Linked DNA regions of Homo sapiens: region 2 is linked to region 1. Evidence: chromatin loops called from intact Hi-C (ENCODE). Cell type or tissue: Caco-2. All regions are shown on one strand. Links, peaks and the distances in the headings refer to the core of each region. The heading gives the core; the rest is flanking DNA. Region 1 overlaps GLDN (gliomedin). Region 2 overlaps DMXL2 (Dmx like 2).

Region 1 (11,153 bases), core at 2,106-10,105:
CCAGGCTGGAGTGCAGTGGTGGGATCACTGTTCACTGCAGCCTCAGCCTCCAGGGTTCAAACAATCCTCCCACCTCAGCCTCCTAAGTAGCTGGGATTATATATGCATGCCACTATATCCAGCTAATTTTTAATTTTTTCATGGAGAAAGGGTCTTACTATGTTACCCAGGCTGGTTGGGCTGAAATCAATCTTCCCACCTTGGCCTACCAAAGCACTGGGATTACAGACATGATCCACCACACCAGGCCCACATTTTCTACATGTGTGATATGTATGAATATTTCACAATAAGTTTCTAAAGCAGGCAATAAATAGCTGTTGACATACTTGACAAAAAGTAAATACAATATAAGTTTTCCTCTGGATCTCCTAACAGAATAAATCTAGATACAATACAAAAATTATTTTCCCCTCACATCAAAACATGGCATTTTGAAAAATAGTTTAATGGAAAGAGTAATCAGTGAAATTTTTGAAAAAGACAATGATTGTATCATGTTTAGTACAGCTCCCTTCCACCCTGGCCCTCCATTTTCCCCTCACTTGAGGTTTTCTAAATCTACACAAATATTCTGGAAAGATAAAGAGATTATCTTAAAAGCAGCAAGAGACAAACACATAGAAGCATTTCTGTGTGCAGCACTGTTTTACATGAACAAAAGTATGTTATATGTGCTGCTCTATATTTGCATTTTTTCATTTATCTTAGAGATCTTTCAGTAGCAGCCTATGAATTTAGCACAGTCAGATTTGTTTTTTCTGAAGCTCGCTGGAGCAGTGTGGAGAATGGGAAGGGGTATACGGTGGGTGTGAGGCAGCCAGATGTTTTCCTTATTCCCATTGGTTTTGAAAACGTCAGGCTAATGCCATGCTGCAGTGACCACCTGCCACAGGTGGTCATCCAGTGGGGAGTGTCCACATGGCATGAGAATCACTGCCACCCAGGGGCAGTTTCCACGTGCCAGGGACTGAGCAGGTGCATTCCTCAAGGCCAGGTGCTTATATTATTCAGAGGAGGAGATCAGAGTTCCAAGAGGTTAAGTACTTCATCTGTGTTCACCCAGTTAATAGGTGCTTCCTCCCAACCACTAGGCTCACCACCCCTTTTATTCAGGCCCAAAAATTGAGCCCTTCAGATGCTGTGGGGGCTGGCTCATTATGGTGGTGAAAGTTGGATTTGGCAATTCCCTCGTCATCCTCTGTCAGAATTCCATAGAAATTCAAGGAAATTCTCTTGATGATGTTGATAGATAAGCTGCTGATAGCGAATATTCTTAGATCTTTTAAGGGTTTCTTTCAAGTGTTATGTTAACTACAGTCATATGTCATGTAACCACATGGATACATTCTAAGAAATACGTCATTAGGCAATTTTGTTGTGTAAACATCATGGTGTGTACTTGCAGGAAACTAGATGCCATAGCCTACAACACACCTCAGCTATGTGGAAAAGCCTATTGCTCCTAGGCTACAAACCTGTACAACATGTTACAGTACTGAATGCTGTAGGCAACTGTAACACAGTGGTAAATATTTGTGTATCTAAACATAGGAAAGGTACCATAAAACAACAGTATAAAAGATTTAAAATGGCTCACCTGTATAGGACACTTACCATGAATGGAGCTACAGAACTGGGGTAGCTCTGGGTGAGTCAGTGAGTGAGTGGTGAGTGAATGTGGAGGCCCAGGACATGACTGTACACCACTGTAGACTCTATAAACACTGTACACTTAGGCTACACCAAATTTATTTTAAAATATTTTCTTTCTTCAACAAATTAACCTTAGCTTACTGTGACATGTTTACTTTATAAAATTTTAATGTCTTTTACTTTTTGACTTGTAATAACACAACACAAACACATTGTACAGATCTACAAAAATACTTTATATCCTTATTATGTAAGCTTTTTCCTATTTTTAAAATTTGGTGTTTTTTGTTTGTTTACTTTTTAAGCTTTTTTGTTAAAAATGAAGACACAAACTCACACATTAGCCTAGGCCTACACAGGGTCAGGATCATCAATATCACTGTGTTCCATCTCCACATCTTGTCCTATTGGAGGGTCTCCAGGGGCAATAACATGCATGGAGCTGTGACAACAGTGCCTTCCTCTGGAATACCTCCTGAAGACCTGCCTAAGGCTGTTTTACAGTTAACTTTTTTCTTCTAAGTAGAAGGAGTACAGTCTATAATAACAATACAAAATATGGTGATGTCAAGATGTCAGCTGGAAACTTTTTAAAAAGATTTTAAAAAGGATAACATAGTAAATGCACAAAGCAGTAATAGTCATTTATTATCAATTATTATGTACTATACATAATTGTACGTGCTATGCTTTTTACAATCTGCAGTGTGGTAGGTTTGTTTATACCAGCATCACCACAAACACGAAGTCATGCATTGCACCAAGACACTACCCCGTGACTGGACAAATGAGGTTTGCAGCTCCATTGTAATCTTATGAAATCACCATTGTGTATGATTCGTTGTTGACTGCAGCATCACTAGGTGGGACATCACTGCGTTTTCCTTGAACTTCCGCGGGTTCTCCTAAAGTTACTTGGTGACTTTTTATGATTGCTTTCTGCTCGTCTGAATAAAGGATGAGCCCAGGGCCTGCTGCCCACTGTCTGCTCTGATGACCCTCTCTCCCCTGCAGATCCGAGTGATGGTGGACCTGTGCAACAGCACCAAGGGCATCTGCCTCACAGGTAGGCTGGCCGCTGAGCAGAGCCGCTCACACAACAAGGACTTGTGCCGCTGAAGGCCCGTGGCAGAATGAACGCCTAGGGACACTTTGTTATAAAAATACATGTTGGTTTACTTTTACCAGATGTTTTTAATGAGCTGAAAACCCATTGTAATATGATTATGAAAAATAATATTTTCAGTATTGCCATAGAAATATAGCCATGGAAAATAACTAGGACTTGGGTAATTAGAAACGTGTGGTACCTTGAACCAGAGCCACAGATTATTTTCTTATTCCCATTAGTTTTTAAAAGGGGAAAGAAAGGAAGGGAAAAGACCTTGCTAATTAATACAGTTCTTTTATCAGAAGTACTTATTGGCCAGATTGGCCAGGTGTGGTGGCCCAAACTAGATGTTGCGGAGTGCTAGAGCAGTCCCCTCTGACTTTAAAACATTACCATGAGACCTTGAAGCCACCTGAAGCTTTTGCTGGATCTCTCAGTTGATGGTCCCAGTCTCTGGGGAGGCCGGGCTAGAGCTTCTCAGGGTTAAGGAACCCTGCACAGTTTGCATCAGGTTGTAGGAAGCCTAGCCTTTTTCCCCAATATTTCCCCCACCTCCCTCTCATTACCTGCCTTGCATTAGGAGTGCAATGTGAGTTTGCTGAGTGAATAAACCTGTGAGTATATGGGTATGTGAATGGAGGTGAGATGGTAAGAAAGAAACTCCCCTCAGGAACCCCACATCCAAGTCTGACTCTCTTTCACTTATTTTGGCCTCAGAGAGAAAAACTATAATTCTGTGACTTCTTGGGAAATGCTAATTGAATAACTCAAGTCATATTCCGGCCCTCACTGAAAATTAAAGATCTTCAGAACAGCTTGGTCCTTTACTCTGAAACTCTTGTAGCTTAAGCATCTTTCTTCCATCTCTTGAAGTCCTTTTTCAGAGTTACATGCGACAGTAATGAGTGCTAGAGAAATGGATGGATGGAATTACAGGCACAAAAGCCTGTTGAGAGGCACAGGAAAAGCCTCTTCCTTTTTGATTTTTTTAATATAGACCTGAGAGCCAGGCTGTACAGTGAATGCATGGGACGGAGCTATTGAGACCACTTAGGAGAGATTGGCAGAGAGTGGGGAACGACGTCTGCACTGGAAGTGGGTTGAGTAGGTTTTTCTTTAGCACTTTGAAGTGCTTTTCAAAAGACAGCACCTTCTCCTTTCATGCCAGCTTGAAATTGGGCCTCCTTTTGCACAGAAAGTTCTTCAATTAAAATTAGATGTGAAAAGTACAAGTTGCAAAGTGAGAGGATCCTTTGGGATAGACCACGAGGCCTGGATTGGGGGCAGGGTAGTGGGCAGCAAGGTGAGTGACAGGACCCAGGAATGAACTGGGTAGCTTCAGAGGGTGGACACAGAGCATTGGTCTCGAGCCCTAAGAGGATGCCTGGCAGGAAGATGTGCCAGAGCAGAACCTGGGCTTGGGGACTGGGAACAAGGTTTAGCTTCCCACTGGATTCATCTTTGAAAAAGCAGGCACTCATAACTTGAGGCTAGTCCAGCTGTGACCAGGTAACCTGGCTCCCATTCCTCTTCCTTGCCCAGCTGTTGCTGCTACGGCAGTCAGGACAGATGCTATGTGATTCTGTGCAACCTTTAACATCTCAGTTGGATCGTGAGGGTAATCCCCTAGCTAGAGTAATTAGTTATTCTGCTAGTACAGAGTTTGTCAAACAACACATGCTTTTCTGAATGCATCTTACTCTGGAGCCCAGATTTCCTTGGGGACCCAGAAGCATATCTTCTGGGAGAGCAGGCATCTTGAAGAAGCCATGTTATTGGGTTATTCTTCACTCACTGCATCCTCTTCGTGTGTATCTGTTAGAAAATATCTAAATCATCATGTTACTGAACTGCGTATTGGGGCAGAAGCACTACACATTCTCCTTGCAGCCAAGTGACCCTAATCCAGTTATGATACGTGTCTCTAGTCTCTTATTCTATGCCTAGGCAAATATCAATCACGGATCAATGCTGCTGAGCACAGCCTCATAGCATTCTTTTCTGCTGTTCCAGAAAGCCAGCACTAATTGACTGGAACTGGCACTTCTCTCTGCAGACTGATTTGTTTTTGGTGTTCATGGCCATCACAGACCTCAAGTTTACATAACTGGGGCATTGTGAGCCAATTTTAGATTTCAAGGGAAAAAATATCTAAGTGGCTCAGCTCTTATCAAGCATCCACCCAATTTTAATCGATTCTGGTTAGGAGTGTGGGATGGGTACAGTTAGCATGAGCTACATAATTTGCAGGGCCCAGTGCAAAATGAAAATGCAGGGTTTCTTGTCCAAAAGAAGCAGGAAAAAGGCTTTCTTCTTTCTTCCACAGTCTTGACCTGTTTTGGTGTGAGTTTTTATCTGCTACCTAATGTCATACTCCATGAAGCATAGAATACTTATGGGGCAAGTACAGACCCTCACAGGCACCAGGGATCCTTCCCTGTGACTCAGGCACGCAGGGCACCACTCAGCCCCACCTTTCCTGCACTTGTGCCCCAGCCCCTACCAGAGTGGAAGGTGGCAGAAGTTACTGATGGGGCAAGGAGTACAGAGGACACATCATGGGGCAAGGGAGCAGGTGGCAGTTCCTAGGAAGGTGGTGGGAGTTGGGACCCCACCAAGCCCCCTGTGCATACTTTATTGACCCATTGGACTTCACTTACACAAATTCAAAGACAAGATCACTGGGAATTTCTAGACGGCGACTGCAGAGCATTAAGCCCACACCTGAAGCCCCCTTGTGAGGTGAAACCCTATGCACCTGCATGGGTGGTAGGCCCAGGACACCAGCCCTGCATGCACTATTAGCATGATCATGGATGTCTGCACATATTCCTTGAGGATGTGCTATTCAAGAAAGGGAGAAGGGTCAGGAGCTGAGAAACAGTTTTCTAAACACCCAGTTGGCACACATCATGGCATTTGACATTATTTGACACATGTGGGAGCTCTTCCAGATGTCAGGCCCCTGGAGAGCCAGGCTGGCATTCTGAGAGGACGGAGGACATCCCGCCATCACCATAACTCCCTATGCCTCAGCACATTTTATGTCTGCCCGGACTGCTGAGCTCTCTGGGGCTGTCTTCCTTTCTCTTCTGAAATTCTCTCCTCATCTAGCTGCGGGGAATTAGACCTGCTGGATTTCCTCCTCCAAGTGTCTTCTGACAACTCTCTCTTTCCTGGTGCCTCTTCTCTCACTTGCCTCTCCCCAGGTGGGGTGTGGCCCTCCCGCTCTTCCATCCCCAATTCTAGCCTAGACTTTTTACTCTTGCCTTAAGACTAGCAGCTCTGGACCTTTTTAGGATCAAGAACCCCTCTAAGGATCTGCTGATGGTGACTGATTCTTTTCCCAGAAAATTTTCACACCACATCAGAGGGCCCATGACCACCTCCATTCCAGTCATCTATGATGCTCGGATAAAAATGCAGATTATTGGGCCTCACTCTAAATCCAAACTGAATTAGGAACCCCAGATGGGGCCTGGGTATCTGCATTTACTAGGCATTGCAGGCGATTCTGTGGATTCATATGAGAGGAACTCTATCCATAGGGCATCAGTGGAACTCTTGCAGGACACCCTAATCTAATCACCACAGTGAGAGCCTTGGCCACGGCTAACGTGTCCTGAATATACAGCTTCAGCCGGGAGCTCTCACCAACAGTACTGATGCATGGACGTGGTTATCAGACTGTCGTGAGAACTTTTGAAACCTACTGTGTACAGGCAAGTCTTGTGTCTTACAGTCAAATTATTCTTTCCACCAGTCTCTATATCCGAATTTGGCTCCCTCTGTCGTCGCGAACGATGATTAATTGATTTCCTCTGACCTCTGTTAACTGGCCACCTCACCCCCTTCCCAGTACGTGTTCGCCATCTGGTGGTAAAGTCATGGAGACACAGGCTGTACTGACCCTAGAGAATGTGGTACCATTTTAGCCAGCCATTTTTGCCCAGAGTAGGACTGTTATGTATTGAAAGCATATCCTCAAACACCTATTTCTCCCAAAAGTCCCCACGCCTGTCAAAATAGCCTCTATCCATCTGTATTGCAGGCCCCCTGTTATCTGAATGTCCTCCTCCTTTGCCTCCTACCCAATCAGATGTGGATTCTTGCTCATTCTGCTGAAATACCTCTTGAATGTCTAGCTTTCTCTACAATTCTACAGTCAGCTCATTTATCCACAAGCTTGTCACTGAGTTGACAGCTACAAAGATCCCCTAGGGTTTTTTTTTTTTCTGCAATGCCCATCCTCCATGTCTCTCTTCCTGTCTCTGTGTCACTGTCTCTCTCGTCTTGTTGCACCTAGTTCTATCCATCTACCAACGACAAAGAGGCTATCAAACCCACACTGCTTTCACAGCATCATCCCCCTGCCTAAGAACCTCCCATGGCTCCCTCCTGCCTCACAGATACCATCTACACCTCCTGGTTTGACATTCAAGTGCTTCTGCCACCCACCATACCCAGGTCCTTCTTCAGCCTCATCTCTACACACTTGGCCAGTCCTCTAACTTCCTCCCACCCTGAATCTTATAAGTCCCCACCTCTGTACCTTTACTCCTGGTGGCCCCTTCATGGAATGCCAGACCTCATCTGCTGCCATCTTAAGCCCCGTTTCTTCAATGTCGTGGCTCCAGGATCATCTTCTTGAGATGCCTTCTCAGACCACTGCATGCCCACACTTCCCCAGTACCCCTTGTCAGGGGTATGGGAGTGGAGACTTCACTGTAGCTCTCTCATACTGCATTATGGTTTCAAAGAGTCCATCTTTCCCACGTAGACTGTGAACACAACAGGATACAGGCACCAAGATTTCTTGGTGGAGTTTGATGCACATAATAACTGCTTAGCAATGCTTGTTTTGTGAATGGTCACAGGCTTAGATTTATGGAAAGACCTCACCATTCCAATATTGGTAATCATTATATGTGGTCTAAAGAGGCGGGCAGATCACGAGTTCAGGAGATCGAGGCTATCTTGGCTAACACAGTGAAACCCTGTCTCTACTAAAAATACATAAAAAAAAAAAAATTAGCCGGGCGTGGTGGCGGGTGCCTGTAGTCCCAGCTACTCGGGAGGCTGAGGCAGGAGAATGGCATGAACCCAGGAGGCGGAGCTTGCAGTGAGCCGAGATGGTGCCACTGCACTCCAGCCTGGGTGACAGAGCAAGACTCTGTCTCCAAAAAAAAAAAAAAGAAAAGAAAAGAAACAAAAGGAACTCAAGTGCTCATGTTACAACCTCATTAGCTTGTCTGAGTACTCAAATAGAATAGTCGACAATAAGACACCCCTATTTGTGGGAGCAAAATTCATGTGAACCCCTTAGATCCTTGAGTAATTACATGCTAAGGAAGGTATTTGTTACCTGATCTGGGCTCTCAATTTTTCTCAGGCTATTTCATGTAACAAAAGAGAAATCTAGCCAGCCAGCTTTCACTCCCGACTCCCCCCAGTGGCTCAGATGAGACAAGCTAGCTAGATTACAGCACTTGGAGAACTCCTGGGACGGCCAAATCTCAGCCCCACAATGACAGCACCATCATTTGCTAACCCCCATGCTAGGGCTGCACTCATGGCCACCAGCATTGTTACTGGCCCTCCGTTTATTAGGTTGACTGCTTGAGAGATGACTAATTTATCAATCTAGAGTGAGGACAGCTCAGAAATTAATCTTGGTTCATTGAAACAAGCAAAAGTGGTTTGATTGGCAAATGGGTCTTTGTTGAATTGCTTTAAAGGGTCTTTTGGCCAAATATAACGAGTTCTAAATACAAGGTGTCAAATCCATTGCTTAGGGTCAGTAGATAATTAGGAGATTTGAAGGTCGGGGGTGCTCTTTGTTTTCTGGGTTCGGTGCTGGTTTCTCAACTAAATTTTTTTTCCGTTGTAGGACCTTCTGGACCACCAGGTAAGAGCCCATGGATTTTCTAGTTCAAGGGGAGGCTGTGGGTGGCCAGACCCTAGGATCTCCCTGTTGGGACAGATGCGGGGAGGGCAAGAGCCTGGAGGCAGTCCTGGCTGTGTGTCTCCTTCTTTGTGCCCCTCACCTGAGGCTCTGCCATCACCATCCCCCCACTTGGCACTGCTTCAGCCAGAGAAGGAAGGAAAGAAGTGGGAAAGGATGTGGAAAAGGAATTGATGCCTGCTCAGTTTCACTGGTAAAGGAAATGACAGTAACTTCAGTGAATAATTTTTTTTTTTTTTTTGGTTAATGTCCCTGTTTCTGTGTTTTGATGCAGGACCTCCGGGAGCCGGCGGGTTGCCAGGACACAACGGATTGGATGGACAGCCTGGTCCTCAGGGCCCAAAAGGAGAAAAAGGAGCAAATGGAAAAAGAGGAAAAATGGGTATTTTTGGCAACTCTTCTAATTAATTTCCCTGTTATTTATCTCCATGATTGCATTTGGGTCGACTAAAACTGTGTGCAGCAGGGGTAAGGTGTTTCATCTCTGCACAGTTTAAGGCCGGTTTAACTCTTACCTAGAAGCCATTGCGTTCCGGGATACCAAGGGTATACTTCTTGGTCCCACCTTGACAGATGTTTATTTCAAACTGGAGAAGCCGTCTCCTGGGAACTGACTCGCACCCTTCTGCTGCAGATGGGAGGTGGAAGGAGCAGGAGCCCACAGCCCTGGGAGGGGCATTCTGTGGGCCGTGTGACAGCTGGTGCTGGTGCATGCTCTTTCGAGGCTCAGCTCCTGCCTTGCCCTCTATTGCCTCCTCCTGCCCAGCGAATCTGTGTTTGGTTGAAAATCAATGAACTGATGTTGGCCCCTGGTAAGGCATTTCTTGGCTAGAGGAATAGCTCAAACTGCTTGAGTGGAAAGGCAGCATCCTGGCCTCCCTGTGGCCGGCACTCAGGTCAAAGGGTCTCCTCTTCAGGGGCTACAGGATAACTATGAAGATATGGCTGGCATCTCGGAGGAGCTTCCTTTGCCCTGTTATGAGCAGGCCATCACCACTGGAGAAAAGGCCCAGAAGCACCAAGGCACGAGATGTGCCCAGGGAGCAGTAAGAATCAGGGGCTGGTGCAGGGCCTGGCAGGAGGCTGGGGCACAAAGGGGAAGATTCTGAAGGGCTCTGAGCACCAGTCCTGGGGAGCCGGGGTCAGGGCAGATCCACCTGAAGAAAGCTGGCACATGCTGTGGTGGGAGCTCAAAGACAGAGGGTAAGAAACTACTCAGGAGGCTCCTACGAAGGCCTGGCTCTCAGCCACCCGTCAAAGCCACTGCTGAGGGCAGAGGGAGGTTGTTTTCAGCCGGAGACTCCACTGCACCATCTTATTTTCAACCTCTTGGCTCTGCTACCCAAACTCACTTGGACTGGCCCTGGACGAGAAGAAATGGTAGAAAATTCTTCCAGACAGCAATTACTCCTTTGGTCACCTCCACTCTTATTCTCATTAGCAATTGAAGTAAGGGCCAGTGGAGAGGGAAAAATTGTCGAGCACCTCTGACACTTGGCAGTGCCTACCTGCTTGTGTTCCAGAGGGCAGCTTCAGAGAAAACGGGCACACACCGTCCAAGCCAGCTCAATCCTCAGAAGGCCAGTAATTACCATTGGAATTACACAGCAGCAATGGATCGTTCATATAGGATAATAATTATAATTATACATGAGCATCGCTGTAGAATAATGATGCCTATTGGCTTATCCTGGGAAGACTCCAAAAATGTGATTCAGTCCTGAGGCCTCGGCAATGGGCATGATGAGGGCAGGCTCAGGGGCAGGAGGGCACCCTGCTAGAGCTGGGTGTGGGGCACGTAGGAAAGGGGTGGTTTTCAAAAAGGCTTGAGACAGATCCCTGGCCTTGAGGATGTGCTTCGCATGCAGCCTGCAACCCAGGGAGTGCAGAAAAGAAAAAGTGCATTTGTTTATGGAGCACATATTTGTGTGGCAGGTACCATTCTAGATGCTGGAGATTCAGAAATAAGCCCCCCTCCTCCACCTTCACGAGGCTTACATCCTAGCTGGGAGAGACGGATAATAAATAAGATAAATAAATAGAATATATGGTCTGTTCCATGGTGATAAATGCTGAGGAGAAAAAATATCATAGAAAGGGGTGGGAAATTTATGTGGGGTTAGAGGTGGTACATTTAGATTGGGAGGCCAAGTAAGACCTCCCTCAGAAGGGACCTTTGAGCAAATACCAAGAGGAGGTAAAAGAGGGTCTCAGGGTTTCTGGGGCAGAGGGCTCTGGGCAGAGTGTGTAAGCCACCAGGGTACCTGGACAGTTTAAGGAGCAGCAAGGAAGCCAGGGCAGCTGGACAGAAGGGATGAGTAGCTAACCTAGCCTAGTTGAGATCAGAGAGGTAACCAGGCCAAATCAGGTCAGCCCTGGGCATTTTAAGAACTGTGATTTGTACTCAGAGAAAAACGGGGA
Region 2 (11,153 bases), core at 1,771-9,770, 120 kb after region 1:
CCTGCAGAGGTGAAAAAAGTTATTAGGGAAGAAAAAGAACAGGGGCACGAATAGGCACTTCTTTTTATTTACCTACCAATGGCAGGCTATTCTCTGCAGTTTACCTCTGCTCTTGCTCTTCTCAGCTTTTCTATCTATGTACTGGCTACTTAACTTTTCCCTGAAAACTGCTCCCAGGACCAACACCTACAACACCAGTCACTTCTCATCGCCAATGTTTTAACTGCAGTCAAAGGGAAAATGGAATTTGACACAGCTTTAGAAATTTGAAGTGTTTTAGACTGCCCTAGGAAATGTACAAAATTGTCATTAACTGATTCAATACCACTTGACTATCACCCAAAACTAAAACTTAAGAGAACGTGGAGATACCATTTTAAAAACCTATCCAAATGGCATAGATTGCTTAAAATGTTAATATCAAATGTGGGCAATGGGGTTGAGATTTGGCATCATCAAACTTCTTTTTTATTTTATATTTTTTATAATTTTTTGTTTTCAATTTTTGTTGGTACGTAGTACGTGTATACAAACTTCTGGGAATGTAAATGAGCACATTTCTGAAGGGCATTTTGGTAATACTTATCAAGACTGAAGAATTTTCATGCCTTTTGATTCAGTAATTCCACTGCTGGAAAACTAGCATGAGGAAATAATCAGGAATGCAAATATTTACATGCCAAGGTACAAGGTTATTCATTAGAGTGATAATTCAAATAGAAAAAATACCTCAGCAAAATCTATTTCAAAAACAAAGGATTGGGCAGATGAAATATAGTTTAGACACAGAATCTCAGATAGCTATTTATAGTTATGTTTTCAAAGAACATTCATAGGTTAAAGGGTAAGTGCCATGGGTAAGAATAACAGTGTATCAAGCCTAGTGTTCTAGGTTCTATAATACTAAGACGTATATTATGGGACTCTTTCCAAGATGTTGGTTTCAAAAGAAATATAGTCCACTGAAATAAGCTCTGGACTGGGATTCGCACTCCCAACTCTTCTAATAAATAGTCCTGTATCCTGGGCAGGTCACTTTTAATTCTATAGTTTCAATTTTTTAATCTGTAATACGAAGGCTGATATAAATCCTTATGTCTCAAATCAGGTGTAGCAGTATGCCTGAAGTACACAAATCCACTGTTATCAATATGGCAGATCTTCCTGAATCATCAACTTTACTTGCTGGCAAATAACTAGAACATAATGCTTACATTAAAGTAAATATAAAAACACATCGCAGAGCAAAGTTTACATAATTTTTCAAAGAAAAGACATCAAGATATTCAGGGCTACTCTGTAGACAGCCACTTTGGGTTACAACCTCAGGCATACCACATTTACCCCCTAAGCTACTACTCTAGTAAATAAATTCTAAAAAACTTAGTTAGATGAGCAAAAGTCACAGAATAGAGCTGAAGGATACATAGAAAAATGGTAAGTGGGTACTATGTGACAGAAAGATCTTAAGCCAAGTGATAGGTGTGCACGTAATGACTTACCTAATGTTTACACACAAACATGATACACCCCATCGCTCCAATATTAAGTAAAAGTTGTGCAAAGCTTCAAACAGTGAGTGAATTACCTTGATGAAGTAGCTGCACTCGGTATAAAGGAGGCAGCGATGTCAAAAGGCATGTGTGTAGGCGCATAGCTAACAAGTATCTCAAACCACACTCATCTAATGTATCTCTTCCTGTAATTTAAACAGGAAATATGTTTAAGGAAAAAAGAATGCAAGAGGCCACAAACTGATAAGCTATAAAACAAACATTAAACTTAGTCATAATTTATATAAAATACATAAGTTTTAGTGTATTCCTTCCTGAACACTTTAACGTCTTTACAAAAAATTATCTTTACAAAAAAAAATGTGACTACTAAACTCTTAAAAGAAAAATGATTTGGAGAAATACAATTAACTATTAGAATAGATAACAAGAACATTTATATTGACTCATAATAAATGAAAGACATCTGGAAATCCAATAAAAAATATATTAACTATGGTAAGTTAGGTACAACTTTTAATAATATTTTCTACATGAATTCCGATGAGATGTAATGGAAATTACATAACTGATGTGAAATCATTTGTTATATATTTAAGCAGGTAGTATTTTCTACTTTGGTTAAATTAACTGAAATATGGTACTATCAAAGATTTAAAATTTGAATACCCAGGCTAGTTAGTGTTACATGGTTAGTTTGAACCTTCACCTTGATTCTACAAATTTATTTATACAAATTAATTCCACTTAGTCAAAGTATGAAGGTATGGCAAGCGTAACCAAAACTATAGCCACTGCTGGATAAAAGCAAAGCAAAAATACAGACAGCACCTAGCCCAATAACTGACACTTTGGAAGTACTCAATGATTATAGAATCAAATAGTATTTTCCAGAAAAAAAAAAACAAAAACTTTTAAATTGCCAAAGATCAAGCCCCAGCTCTGCTTCCCATTACCTATATCCATCCATCCATCTATTTATTTAGCTAGATAGATAGCTATTAGGTTGGTGCAAAAGTATTTACAGTTTTGCCATTACTTTTGCACCAACCTAATATGTATCTATTTATTTATTTATGGACATGAGATCTCACTATGTTGCCCAAGATGGTCTAAAAGTCCTGGCCTCAAGCAATCCTCCTACCTTAACCTCCCAAAGTGCTGCCATTACAGGTGTGAGCCACCATGCTCATTCGTCCGTTTATTCATTCAACAAATCAAGCATCTATTACATGTGAGGGACTCTTCAGGTACTGGGAATTCAGCAGTGAATAAGGCAAAGTCCCTACTCTCTTGGGGATCATATTTTAGGAGGTAGAGACAAACAATAAACAAATAATATGTGGAAATTAATGCTATGAAGGGAAATAAAGCAGGACTGAGAGATAGGGAATGCTGGAGTAAGAGAGTTCTATTTCATACAGTGTGGCCAGGAAGGAACTCTCCAATAAGATGACATGCCAGCAGCAATTTGAGGAAGTAAAGGAACAAGCCATGCATGAATCTGGAAGAAGAGCATTCTAATAGAGTAGAAATGAGCATAGATCGTGTGGGGCCTTTTAGGCCACTGTAAGGCTCTTAACTTTTATTCTAAAGTGAGACAGGAAGGCACCAGTATATGTTGAGCAAAGGAGAGATTTAATGTGATTTGGTTTTAAAAGAATCACTGGTTCCTAAGCAAAGAACAGATGGAGGTAAAAAGAATAAAGCAGTTAGGAGATGACAGGGACTTGGACCAGAGTAGTAACTGCAGAGGTAATGAGAATTGATTATTGGATTCTGGATATTAATAGAACTGATAGCATTTGCCAATGAACTGGATACTGGGTATGAGAGAAAGCAGAGTCAAGAATGACTGTAAGTTGTCTCACCTGAACAAATGGAAGAACTCATTTACTTAGAATCCATTTACTGAGATGTGTAACTCATTTAATCTCTGAGCTTCAGTTTCCCACCTGTGAAATGGAGACATTCATTCCTGCCTTATTACCTCATGAATGTCCACTGTGTCCAGGATACACTATTTCTATATTGCTTAGCCAATGATACAGTTTTGTATTAGAAAGTATAAACTATTTTTTACAAATCATGCCATGCCTACTTTCTTAATGTCCCACAGTAAAAACTAATATATATTAAACACACAACACAAGCTTAAGGTTGTTCTGGGAAGAATCTCATTCAACTGCATACAACCTCATAATGGTTAAGATTTTTCTTTTCCAATTAATAGTGAGAAAATAAGTCATAGGCAAAACCCTAGAAGGTCTCTAGTTATTTTAACCTGCAGAGAAGAAAACTTTGGGGGATATACTATAAGGATGTAAATCTATATGAAGAGATATTTTCCAGCTACCTTTCCCCCACAGATCTGGAAATCATGAAATAGTTAAAAGGGTACAGGCTTTGAGTCAACAGTTTATCCACATATGAACTCCACTTCTACTCCTTAATGCCTATGTGATCTCAGATGAGTCCCTTAATTTCTTAAGGATCAGTGTCTTCATCTATAAAGTTAAACATAATAATAGCTATCTGCTAGAAGACTGTGATAATTAAATATGATAAAGTAAAGAAAGTGCCTGAAACATAGCAATTTTTCACTCCTCCAAAATATTTATTGAATTAATGAAATTCTGATCATTAATTTTCAGTTTCCTTTGCCAATGCCATCATTTACAATCAACACCATTACCCTGAACTATGTGCATAAAAGAGAATGGAATCTAGTTCCAGGAAGCAGCCAAAAATTTTCTAGTTACAGAATGAATTAGGCAAAATACGTATGACATTAACTGTATGGAAATCTCGCTGAAGAGACTTTTTGGAGAAAATTAGGTAATTGTAAAAAGTTGTTTATGGCTAGAAATGGGAAGACCAACAAGTTGAGCCCATGAGGTCCCAATAAGCCTCATGATTCCATAGTAACATTAACAAATGGGCTGTTATTATCAAAGAAAAAATCATAGGGATCAATCTGTGTTAAAAAACAAGAGACTTGGCCAGTCCATGGTGACTCATACCTATAATCCCAGCACTGTGGGAGGCCAAGGCAGGAGGACTGCTTGAGCTCAGGAATTCGAGACTAGCTGGGGCAACATAAGGAGACCTAGTCCCTACAAAAAAAATAAAAAGAAATTAGCTGGGCCCCATGGTGGTGCACACCTGTGGTCCCGGCTATTCAGGAGGCTGAGATAGGAAGATTACTTGAACCTGAGAGGTTAAGGCTACAGTGACCCATGACTGCACCGCTCAACTCCAGCTTGGGCAACAGAGCAAGACCCTGTCTCAAAAAAACAAACAAAAAACCCACCCAAACACACACAAAAAAACAAGATTATAAATCCAAAATGACACAAAGGTTTCAGTGTAAAAACTCATGAGAGAATGCACATGGATCTCACAAATCCATGCATTCATATGCCGGCCTCAACCGTCTTTTCTAACTGAGCATATTATATAATAGTAATTACCTATTAAGGAGGTCTTTTCCCTGCAAAGTTTGAAAGTTGAGACTGCAATTCAGTAAATGAGTCAGTATAGAGATAATACAAATATTTCTATTAGGTACAACTTTATAAATTTTTAGCGAGAATATTTACCTGAGCAACTCTTATCTCTGCTTTCATCAAGCTCAGTACTAGTAGTAGCCACTGTATCAGCCAAAGCTACAAGGAACATCTGCTCCAAACGGGTAAGGCCTGGTAGACTTGAGTGCATAAGATGACTTGAAAGTACCCTTGCATGTTCTTGGCCAAAGTAAGCTGGTCCATATTGAGAAAGATTTATTACTTTTGATTTGTTTTCTCTCTTTTCAGGCTCTAAATCAATATCATCCGTTGGTATATCCTGGATTTGAAACAGCTCTGAATACTGATCCTCTGGTTGACTTACTGTCTGATCTTCATAGCTCTGTGGTATCTTTGTACTTTCTTCTGAAATTCTGTAGGATGTATCTTGATCTGCAGCAAGTAATGCATATAGTGGTAGTGGAGGGATAGAATCTATCTCAGTATAATCTCGAGTACCATCTTTTCCTACGGTGACTGTTTCCTTTGCTGTACTGCCACTTACACTAATAGTTCGAGAGAGATGTCGCTTAGTTCCTTCTCCAGCATCAGGATCTCTAACTATTGCTACTTCACCTGCAATACATTTTACTAAATGAGAGAGAATGGCTTTAGCCCTTCGCACTTTCCCTAAATCCATCAATTCTAACAGCTGAGTTGGATGATATTGTGGAAGAGTAGGGGAAAGTACATGTGCAGCCTCAAATAAGCCACCATCTTGAATTACAGTTGGTGAACAAAAAACATCATCAGAAATAGCTGTTCCTTCAACAACACTTTTTCTTGCCAGCATATTAGATTTAAAGGTCGAATGATCTTGCATTGCTGCCTCTTCTGCATTAGAACTATCAGCTTCAGTGTCTCCAAATTTGACAGCATGCTTCCACTGTGCATATACATGCATTTCACAATCCATTCCTACCACCAATATCCCATCTCTTACCCAAGAGAGAGAAACAGGCAGTGAAGGAGTACCATCAACAGAAGATACCAAGTCTATAGATCTAAGAAGAACCCATCTTGACTTAACTCCTTGCTTGATACTACCACCTAGTGGTAAAGTGATGACAGCTACTCCATCCTTACTGTTGGTTTGCTCAGTCACAATTCCTGAAAGCCTTCCATACATGAAGATATTCGCACCGACTCCCACTGTAAGAATGTGGGAGCCATCTTCTTTTGATACCCAGTCCAAATGTACTAAATGTTTGATATTCGGAATAAGATATCTATCCTTGCTCAAGAGTGCATCTGACTTGCTATACACAAACAGATTACTGTCGACGCTGACCCTTGAATCAAGTACACTCCCAACCTTAACCAAATCATCAAGATGAATTGTTTGTTCTAAAACCCACTCTGATCCTCCTGTAGATTCACATTCAAATATACAAACATGCATGGAAAATTCTTTAGAAACAAAACCATTATGGTGGATAGGCTGCTTATAAGCCACTGCAAGGCGACCTGTGTATGAACAGCTAACAGCAACTGGTCTTCCCACAATGCTCACTGTACTGCTATTATCTTCTCCTTCATCATTCATCAAAGGCCATCTCTTCCAATGATAAATTTCTTTCTCATCACTTTTATTACACTCTGGGTTGGCTTCCATACAACATTTCCAGAAGCGTACTTTATTGTCAGAACAAGTTGTAACCACTAAATAAGGTGCAAGGCACACTGGATAAATTGAAGAAGAACTCAGATGGCCTTAAAAAAGAAAAAGCAAATAGTTAGTTGTAATAATAATAAAGCCACAAAATAATATGGTAGTAATCAAATTCTGGAATGTGATCAATTTAAAGTCACTATGAGCTTCTTCAGAATATCTCTGCAGTCTTCCTCTTAACTAGTATCCCACTAAATGTCCATTGGCCAACATATCTATAAAGGTCTTGAAGAGCCCATCAGTGAAATCAAGGTATGCAATAATAATCACTTAATTTGTTTTTAGGTAATTAAGTTTAAATGAGGCAACCATTTAATTAAAATAAAACTCAAAAGCACTGAAACAAGTCAGCCCTTAATGTGTTTCTATTATTTATATTTACCTTCACAACATGCCTCCTTAGAATTTCATACTATATATTTAATCATTTTCATCATGAATACTTAACTGAGCTTTACAATTTGCCTTTCAAATGCCCCTAACCTTCTCTCAAATAATCCAGACCCCAGGTGGTACACCAAATTTTGTTTCAGACCGCAAAACAGACCAATAGATCTTACCCATTTTACCAAGTTTAATTCATCCTCTCTTAGCACTGAACCAGAACCCTCTTATCTATTCCTGACTGCCAAAGACTAACAATGCACATCTGTTGTCAACTGTAAGACAAGGGGATATAGAGATTAAAGATCTGAGGTCAGAAGATCTGGATTTGAGTTTCAACCCATCAATAATTTCATTAACAGTGGGAAAGCTACTTAATCATCTGAGCCTATTCCATCTAAACAATTGGGATCAGTTACTGTTTCCCCTAGATTACTATTGTCAAATAAGACATTTTATAAGGCGTCTGTAAAATATAATTTATTATCACGAACTCCAATAAACTTATTTGAGTATAACCCAAACCTTTCAAATATTTTGAAAGATTAACAAACTGGCCTAGATCTGCACCAGCCACAAAAGCCCAAGAGTACACTCTTCTCAATATGATCTTTCCAACTGTGAATGCAAACCTGTCTTACGGATGAATAAGAAAACACCTATACTGAATATCATTCACCAGTAATTTTAGCGGCCCCGAACCTCCAATTTTGGTTTCCCAAAAACACTATTCTAGAAACTCCCCAATTAAAATTCTGCAAGTAGATCACTTTAAACACAGCTGCCAGACTTGCCCTCAAAATATCTACCTTGCTAAAGTCAGTATCATTCCAGACCACCCAAACTATAGTCTTTTATCCTACATTTTTCCTCAGAGTATCTGCCAACTGTTGTTCAAACATTCTTAATAAAGGTGAGACGTGATTACCACAATGTGAATGAAGTCTTAAATTTTAAAAAAAGCCTCAGTGGTTTACAAATGAATGTATTTGTTCTTCAAAATTTTACTATCATTATATTCCAAAGTGTAGGCAAGACACCTCACATTAAAATATTTTCACTATTGGCTGGGCGCGGTGGCTCACGCCTGTAATCCCAGCACTTTGGGAGGCCGAGTGGGCGGATCACAAGGTCAGGAGATCGAGACCATCCTGACTAACACAGTGAAACCCCGTCTCTACTAAAAATACAAAAAATTAGCCAGGCATGGTGGTGGGCGCCTGTAGTCCCAGCTACTCGGGAGGCTAAGGCAGGAGAATGGCATGAACCTGGGAGGCGAAGCTTGCAGTGAGCCAAGATAGCACCACTGCACTCCAGCCTGGGTGACAGAGCGAAACTCCATCTCAAAAAAAAAAAAAAAAATTTCATTATTTTGGCCGGGCGTGGTGGCTCACACCTGTAATCCCAGCACTTTGGGAGGCTGAGGTGGGTGGATCACGAGGTCAGGAGATCGAGACCATCCTGGCTAACACGGTGAAACCCCGTCTCTACTAAAAATACAAAAAAAATTAGCTGGGCATGGTGGTGGATGCCTGTAGTCCCAACTATTCAGGAGGCTGAGGCAGGAGAATGGGTGTGAACCCGGGAGGTGGAGCTTGAAGTGAGCCAAGATAGCACCACTGCATTCCAGCCTGGGCGACAGAGTGAGACTCCGTCTAAAAAAAAAAAAAAAAAAAATTTACACTATTTTCTGTCAAGCTGATTACATTTATCACAGGAAATTTTGTGGGTTTGTGTGTGTGTGTGTGTGTGTGTGTGTGTGTGTATGGAGTCTCACTGTGTCGCCCGCCCAGGCTGGAATGCAGTAGTGTGATGTCAGCTCACTGCCGCCTCCACCTCTCGAGTTCAAGCAATTCCCCTGCCTCAGCTTCCCAAGTAGCTGGGATTACAGGCACGTGCCACCACGCCCAACTAATTTGTGTATTTTTAGTACAGACATGGTTTCGCCATGTTAGCCAGGGTGGTCTCGAACTACTGACCTCAAGTGATCCACCCACCTCAGCCTCCCAAAGTGCTGGGATTACAGAAGTGAGCCACCGCACCCAGCCAGGAAATTATTTCTAATAAAGACATGTTTCTAACCATCTAGACATATCATTAATAGAAAATCAATCTTTATTTTAATGTCAACATAGAACATATTTCAGAAGAGTTCATCTATTTTATCCACTAAAGAGTTCATATATTTTATCACTCTGAGCTACCACTGCCCAGTCTTAAAGTGACCTTACCTGCTGAAGGCGTTGCTCTTATTACTTCAACTGATTCTGGGAGATCAAGGGGTTGGCTATACACCAGTCTAGAACTCAGAATAAGTTTACTGGCAGTTTGAAGATTGGCAATTGATGAAGAATGTGGCATGGGGCTCACACTAGGAGAGGTTTCTGGAGAAGAATCTACGTTCTTCTGTCCAGGGACTGAAAGTAGACTCTCAGAGGAAGCCCCTTCTGAAGCTTTAGCTTTAAAAATAAATTATAAAATTACAAAATGTATGTATATCATTACTATAAATAGGAGCTAGAATATTACTTTGTTATTATTTAAGAAACATAGCTTCTTAAAAGTATTTTGGAGGTGAGGATATAGAGAAAAGAGAGCTCTTTTTAAAACAGAATGACCATATGACTCAGCAATCTCACTACTAGGTGTTTACCCAAAGGAAAGGAAATCAGTATATCAAAGGGATAACTGCACTCCCACATTTATTGTAGCACTATTCACAACAGCCAAGACATAAAATCAACCTAAGTATCCATCAATGAATAAATGGATAAAGAAAATGTCATATATATACACAATGGAATACTATTCAGCTATAAACAAGAATGAAATCCTGTCATTTGCAGCAACACAGTTGGAAATTGCAGGTCAGTATGTTAAGTGAAATAAGCCAGGCACAGAAATACAAATATCACCTGTTCTCTCACTCATATGTGAGAGCTAAGAAAGTGGATCTCATAGAGGTAGATAATAGCATAATAGATACCAGAGAATGGGAAGGGTTGTGGGGTGGGTGAAGAGACTCTTTAATAGGTACAAACATGAAGGTAGAAGAAATAAGTTCTATTGTTTGATAGCACAGTAGAATGACTACAGTTAACAACAATGTATATTTCAAAAGAGCTAGAAGAGAAGATCTGAAATGTTCCCAATCCGAAGAAACAATAAATTTCAAGGTAATGAATATCCTAAATACCATGATATGATCATTACATATTCTATGCATGTATAAAAATATCACATGTACGCCATAAATACGTATAATTATTATGCATCAATAAATTTTTTTAAAAAAATTACTTTGCAGACAAGGTCAATTTTCAAACTTTTGCTTAGTTACCCTGATAAGCTTAAATTTTTTTTTTTACAATTTTACTCTTTCTTAGCACCAACTCCATCATGCAAGACTGACAGGGAAGAATCACAACATGTAAAAGCTAAAAGAAACCCCTTATACAGTCCAGTGCTTACAACCTTTAAAACACATTAAAAGCTTGAGGAATTTGTTAACATGCAAATTCCCAGGCCTAACCACAGAGACACTGATTTAGATGATATGGGGTAGATCCCAGTAAAGCAGCCCAGGTGTTTTTGAAATAGATGGATCATGAACCAAACTTTAGGAAATAACAATATACTGCCTCACTTTTAGATTAAGAAATTTAAACTCAGAGAGCTTAGTGATTTTCCTGAGGCCATGTAATTAGCTAGGGGCAAAGAAGACATTAGACTAGTAGCCTCCTATCAAGTACTCAAATCAGAGAATGATTTCAAGAATAAACACAAAAACCAAAAGTTCTAAGAAAATTTAAGATAGTATTAGTTGACAGCCTTTGTAAGCCATATTGACTTGATCTTCCAAAGAACTTCCAGTGAGTGTAAATCTCTGATTCAGTTATCTGTTCTTCCGTGACATATAAGAGATACTCTATATTTATTTATTTATCTGTCTCTCCCCATTGGACTACAAATTCACTAAAGGCAGGGATGATGTGTTGTTATTGCCTTGTACAT

What was found. Peaks named below come from ENCODE experiments on the same cell type or tissue, not always from the same donor. Only the 100,000 strongest peaks of a DNase experiment are listed, where the experiment ranks them.
Region 2: a loop joins it to region 1, with 12 times the contacts of the local background. A loop is called at or near these places in 12 of 110 quality-filtered maps.

What each region holds. Positions count from the first base shown.
Region 1 is chr15:51,374,779-51,385,931 of GRCh38, forward strand. GLDN (gliomedin) reads left to right here. Exons shown (of 10, transcript NM_181789.4): 2 at 2,671-2,722; 3 at 8,658-8,675; 4 at 9,007-9,114. Among named protein-coding and RNA genes, the nearest start is that of GLDN, 39 kb to the left of the region's middle. In Caco-2, for the core only: CTCF peaks have their summits at 6,612 (motif pointing left) and 8,223 (motif pointing left); DNase peaks (open chromatin) are centred at 6,613 and 8,243.
Region 2 is chr15:51,493,436-51,504,588 of GRCh38, forward strand. DMXL2 (Dmx like 2) reads right to left here. Exons shown (of 44, transcript NM_001378457.1): 17 at 9,371-9,598; 18 at 5,117-6,796; 19 at 1,589-1,699. Among named protein-coding and RNA genes, the nearest start is that of DMXL2, 120 kb to the right of the region's middle. In Caco-2, for the core only: a CTCF peak has its summit at 6,134 (motif pointing left); no DNase peak of the experiment used is centred there.